Regions from separate parts of the Mus musculus genome. Here region 1 is linked to region 2. The links are chromatin contacts, found by Hi-C or POLR2A ChIA-PET in ENCODE. All regions are on one chromosome and are shown on one strand. The core of a region is the stretch at or near the end of the contact, and the rest is flanking DNA. Distances in the headings are between cores, read along the strand shown. Region 1 has its middle 16 kb from the start of Pgc. Region 2 holds the start of Frs3os (fibroblast growth factor receptor substrate 3, opposite strand).

Region 1 (2,700 bases), core at 20-2,519, 41 kb after region 2:
CCAGAGGTCTGGACTCTGGCACCCATGTTGAGCAGCTCACAAGCACCTGTATTTCCAGCTCCAGGGGCCCGACACCCTCCTTCAGCTTCCACGGGTATGCGTACTCTGCCCTACCTCCTGCCAAAGTTACACACACATGTACATACAGTTTTTTAAAAAGCTGAGGGTGGGTTGGAGAGATGGCTCAGTGGTTAAAAGCACTGACTGCTCTTCCAGAGGTCCTGAGTTCAATTCCCAGAAACCACATGGTGGCTCACAACCATCTGTAATGGGATCTGGTGTTCTCTTCTGGTGTGTCTGAAGACAGCTACAGCGTGTACTCATATGCATAAAATAAATATATCTTTAAATAGCACTAAGGGTTCCAACAGGCCACCCTATGTATCTAACACCCTAAAATATAACATCTTCTAGGTGAGGAAGGCTTGTAGGTTCCAGAAGGCTCAAGGAGATGAGTCAGGAGAACATGGCTCACAGGATGGAAGCTCCTAGAGCCTGACTGACAACACAGAGCCTGACTGGGGCTGAGCCACAGCCTCTGCATTGGGTAGCTTGGTGTTCTTGTAGGACCCCTAACAGTGGGGTGGGGGTGGGAGTGTCTCTGGCTCTTTTGCCTTCTTTGGGACTTTTTTTCCCCTACTGGGTTGCTTTGTCCAGCCTTGATATGAGGGTTTGTGCCGTGTCTTTTTTTATAACTTGTTATGCTGTGTTGGGTTGATACCCCTGGGAGGTCTGTTTTTTTTTTTTAATTTTTAAAAAAAGTATTTTTATTGTATGTGCATTTGTTTTGTCTGCATGTATGGCATGTGTGTCTGTGTGAGGGTGTTGGAGCCTGTGGAAGTGTAGTTACAGACAGTTGTGAGCTGCTGTGTGGGTGTGGAAGAGCAACCAGTGCTGGTAACCACTGAGCCATCTCTCCCACCCTGGGACGTCTATTTTTTTCTGACGGGAAATGGGGGAGGGGGAAATGTACAGGGGAGAGGAGGTGGGTAGGGGTGAGGGTGGGGGTGGAGAGGGTCTGGCATGAGGGCAAACTGCAGTTGGGATGTATTGTATGACAGAAAAAAATAATTAAAACTACAAAACCAACAACTCCCCCCCCCAAAAAAAAAACCCCACCTTCCAGGACGTCTTGCGAGCACCCTGCTCTCCAGCACACCCAATTCCCAGCGCACATACAGTGACTCACAACCATCTCTAACTCTGGGTCTAGGGAATTGAGCGCCCTCTCCTGGCCTCTGCATGCATGTGGTGCACAGACACACGCAGGCAAAACACTCACCCATGCTTATAAAATAAATACCTGTATGTCTAAGGTTTTTTGCAGACTCTGGCCACAGTCCCTGCTACACTCTACAACCCCATCTCCCATTCCGGGCTTGTTCTCCTCAGTTGACTAGGTACTGCATGGGATTTGGCAGGCAGGGAGTGTCTCTACCCCTTGAATTTCCCCGTGGGACATTGGTCTGCATCCCCTGTCCTAGGCACGGCTCTTCCCTCCCCTCTCTGCCCGCCCTCCTCTTCCACTCTGCACCAGAGACGCCGATCCTCTTGCTGAGGGCAGAGATAACGTCCCAGCGATAGGGAAGGACCGAGACTTATCTCACCCACAGGAAGTGCTTTGCTGTAGAGTGGGTTGGCAGCGGGGGAGATGGGAGGACAGCCCAGAGAGGCAGAAGATCAGGCAGGATCATTGTTTCATCACACACACACACACACACACACACACACGTATTGTTAACATATATTACAGATACACATATTTTCTCCCTTCTGATGCTGGGGTATCAAACCTAGAGCCTCACACAGTTCCCAGAGCTTGACCCTCACCGTGGTCCTGGTCTTAACTGGGAGAATAAGGAAGAGGAGAACGGAGTCTGGCCAGTGCCGTGCCAGTTTTGCTGGGGGTGGGGTGGGGGCATTCCACCTTGTTGAGAGTTACAATACAGTGGGAGTCCCAGAGAAGGATGTGTGTAGAAAGCAGTGATCCCGACGCTCTTGTTTCAGCTATCCTTCCTTCAAGTGCTTTCTGCCTTCCCGGCTTCCTTGCTTTCACCAAAAAGAAATTTTTTTTGGTTTGTTTTTTTGTTTTGGTTTTTCGAGACAGAGTTTCTCTGTAGCCCTGGAACTCACTCTGTAGACCAGGCTGGCCTCGAACTCAGAAATCTGCCTGCCTCTGCCTCCCAAATTAAAGGCGTGCGCCACCACTGCCCGGCCATGACCTTCAATGAAGACATAGCTTTCTAGGAGGCCATTGGACCCTTCCCTCTCATGACAGGCCTGGCTGGCGGTTCGAATCACCTGGGAGCTCTTACAGAGTAGCCCCGCCTCCCGGTCTCTGGGGTGGGGCTTGGGCCCCAGGATGAAAGCAAAGCCCTACTGGTTCCCACGCCCTTTCTCTAGGCCCTGGAGTCTAGGGCAACAGCTCCGACACCAAGCCTGCCTGCAAAGTCCCCAGTGGGACTACACCATATCAGCTGTCGCCACGCTGCTTCACATCTCATGTTTAAGTAGTTTCACAGGTTTTATGTTTGTGTCCGTGTCCGTGTCCGTGTCCGTGTCCGTGTCCGTGTGTGTGTCCGTGTGTGTGTGTGTGTGTGTGTGTGTGTGTGTGTATGTATGTGTGTCCCCGTAGGTGTGTTTATGTGTGCAGAGACCAGAGAACAACCTTGGGTGTCACACTCAGCAACACTGTCCACC
Region 2 (2,700 bases), core at 157-2,656:
CCCCCCACCACTCCACATTCCTTTCCTCCTTCCCCTCTCCTTCCTTCCCTCTTCCTCTTCCTCCTCCTCTTCCTCTTCCCTCCCCACCCCTGTGAGATGGTCTTGTTATATGTGTTCCTGACTGGTCTCCAAACTCACGGGGATTCTCGTCTCACCTCCCAAGTGTGGGATTACAGCCACGTATCACCACTTCTGTCCTTCTGGTCTTGTCCAGCTTTCACATATCGTGCCGTCTTTCTCGTCCTGTTTATACAAACTTCAGTTACCCTGTACTGGAGCTAATGGGTAGCAGTATATAAGAGTAATATAATGTTCATTGTCCATATCCCAGTTTAATTGTATCTATCATCCTGTGGGTGTGGTGCTGGGGACTAAACTCAGGACTGTGTACATGCTAGGAACCCACATACATGCATGCATGCATGCATGCATACATACATATATACATACCCTGGCTTTTTGAGACAGGGATTTCATGGGTAGCTCAGGCCAGCCTTGAACTTAATGATTAACTGTGGGTATGTGGTACCGTACCTGGTAACATCTATCTTTGCTGTGGATGTGTGCATGACCTCACACATCCCCCTCAGCTGCCCCCGAGTCCCATAGGCCTGTGTTACAGATCCCCAGGCTGGCATCTTCAGAGCCATTGAGTTGCAGGTGCTCAGTCAAGTGTTGCCACTTTGTGGACAGACACTTGGAAGTGCTTAGAGACCTGCTGCAGGAAGGAGTACTGGACTGCCTTGCTCTGCCTCTCCCAAGCTGAGAGGAACCTGTGTGGAAACAGTGGGCCTTTGCCTCTGGTCTGAATAGTCTGTGAATGAGCTGGAAGTAGGTCAGACCCAATTGTCTTCAGAGATAGTAGAGATGGCTATACCTGGATGAAGGGTTGGGGGTGGGGGCAGCTGGGAGGCAGAGTGATGGGTACAGGAAGATGGGGCACCTACCCATGGTTTTCTCCCCACCCCAGAAGGCACCTATCCTTAGGAAAACCGGGTCTTGGAGGCCCTCACTGCTTCCTCACCTTCCCCAGGCATCTTTGCATTCAAGTGTTCGAGGGCAGAGGACATCTTCAACCTGCTGCAGGACCTCATGCAGTGTAACAGCATCAACGTGACGGAGGAGCCGGTCATCATCACGCGGAGCAGCCACCCACCAGAGCTGGACCTGCCTCGAGGGCCCCCACAGCCCGCTGGTGAGAGACCCCACCCCAGTCACCCTGTCATATACACACACGAGCTAAGGAGCAGGTACGGGAGAGCTGGGGTGAGCCAGCCTTCCTGGACAGTCTTCTGTCGTCAGAACCATTCCTGAGGATGGATCAGTCCTGGGCAGGGCCAGTTGGGTGACTCAAGCTGGAGCTGCAGAGGCCTGCGCCTTGGGTCAACTGATGGTTGGGAAGCAGACAGGAAGACGTTGGGTTGCCATAGAAACAGCAGTCTGGAGCTTTTTGCTTCCTTCCGTGTACTGGCCTGGATCACATACAAAATACACTTCTCCTGGCTGGCTGGCGCGCCATCGCTGCTCACATTGGTGTGGAGGTTCCCATGATCTGTTCTTGATGGCTGCTAAGTCAGACCACACAGCCCTGCTCATTGTATTCCCTGTGAGAGACAGAAAGGCTAAAATGGCCCCTGTGTCGGTGAGGTTTCCTGGTGCTCCCTGGCAAAGCCTGCCTGGTCATAGGACAGTTCAGGGGTGACAGGTGTGCCATCAGTGTTTAATAAGGTCTATGAGAAAGTAGGAGGTTGAGCCAGCCTCAGGGTGGCTTCAGAGGGCAGGGCAGGATTTGATTGCAGAGGTGTAGGGGGGTGGGGGGCTGCCCAGTCAGTGCAGTGAGTGATAATAGGGCCGTGAGAGCCTCTTGCTTGCCTTTGGAAGGATTGCAGGGCACCTCAAATATGTGTGCACGTGACTGCAAATGACTGTCAGCTCTCCCATACCCCTCTCCTTGACTGCTTTCCCTGAACCCACCTCCAGGCTACACGGTCTCTGGCTTCTCCAATGGCTTCCCTGGCTGCCCTGGAGAGGGCCCACGGTTCTCCTCCGCACCTCGCCGACCCTCCACAAGCAGTCTGCGACACCCCTCGCCTGGGGAAGAGTCTACCCACACCCTCATTGCCTCCGAGGAGCAGGTGTGCAGGTGGTGGGCGGCACTCTAGGTGGGCGGGACCTAGGGAAGGTTGGGAGAACAGAAGAGACTTGATAGGGCCCCCCTCTACCGGAGCAGGAGGGGCCGCTTATGGGGGGGGGTTGGAGGCGGCAGGAGAAACTCTGGCTCTTTTCCTGTCTTCTCTGGCCCTGTCCCTCCTCCCAGTCCTTGAAACCACTTGATTCACTTAACATCTCTCTCCCTGCCTGCAGTCTCACACCTATGTCAACACACCAACTGGGGATGAGGATGGCAGAAGTCGCCACTGCCTGCAGCCACTGCCTGAGGGCAGGGTACCCCTCCCAGCACAGACACAGGGTTCCGACCAGCGAGACCCACAGGTGTTGCTCCAGCCAGGGCAGGTCAAGTTCGTGCTGGGCCCCACCCCTGCTCGGCGGCAGGTGATGAAGTGCCAGAGCCTCTGCCCGGGCATGCAGGACCCTCCCCATCACAACAACAACGAGGGCCCTTCTGAGTGCCCAGCCCAGCCCAAATGCACCTACGAGAACGTCAGCGGGGGCCTGCAGCAAGGGGCTGGCTGGAGACTG

The links. Hi-C counts contacts between places; a loop is a spot of excess contacts on that map. ChIA-PET counts read pairs that join two places held with the same protein, here RNA polymerase II (POLR2A).
Region 1: POLR2A ChIA-PET joins it to region 2 with 51 read pairs in embryonic stem cell. The contact joins the enhancer-like site here to the promoter of Frs3os in region 2. A Hi-C loop is called at or near these places in 5 of 37 maps with a recorded cell type or tissue (Patski, gastrocnemius, heart and 1 more). POLR2A ChIA-PET finds 5 or more read pairs at or near these places in 4 of 5 experiments (Patski and embryonic stem cell).

What each region holds. Positions count from the first base shown.
Region 1 is chr17:47,741,939-47,744,638 of GRCm38, forward strand. It overlaps a transcript of Tfeb not described here. Among named protein-coding and RNA genes, the nearest start is that of Pgc, 16 kb to the left of the region's middle. Within about 2 kb of position 1,270, at least 1 of the 3 ENCODE cell types and tissues checked has a DNase peak (open chromatin) inside an H3K27ac peak, as active enhancers do; it is heart, where a contact is called at or near this core.
Region 2 is chr17:47,700,590-47,703,289 of GRCm38, forward strand. Frs3os (fibroblast growth factor receptor substrate 3, opposite strand) reads right to left here and starts at 1,407. Exons shown (of 3, transcript NR_045913.1): 1 at 1,025-1,407; 2 at 156-243. It overlaps Frs3 (fibroblast growth factor receptor substrate 3), which reads left to right. Exons shown (of 7, transcript NM_144939.2): 5 at 1,034-1,195; 6 at 1,981-2,135; 7 at 2,365-2,700.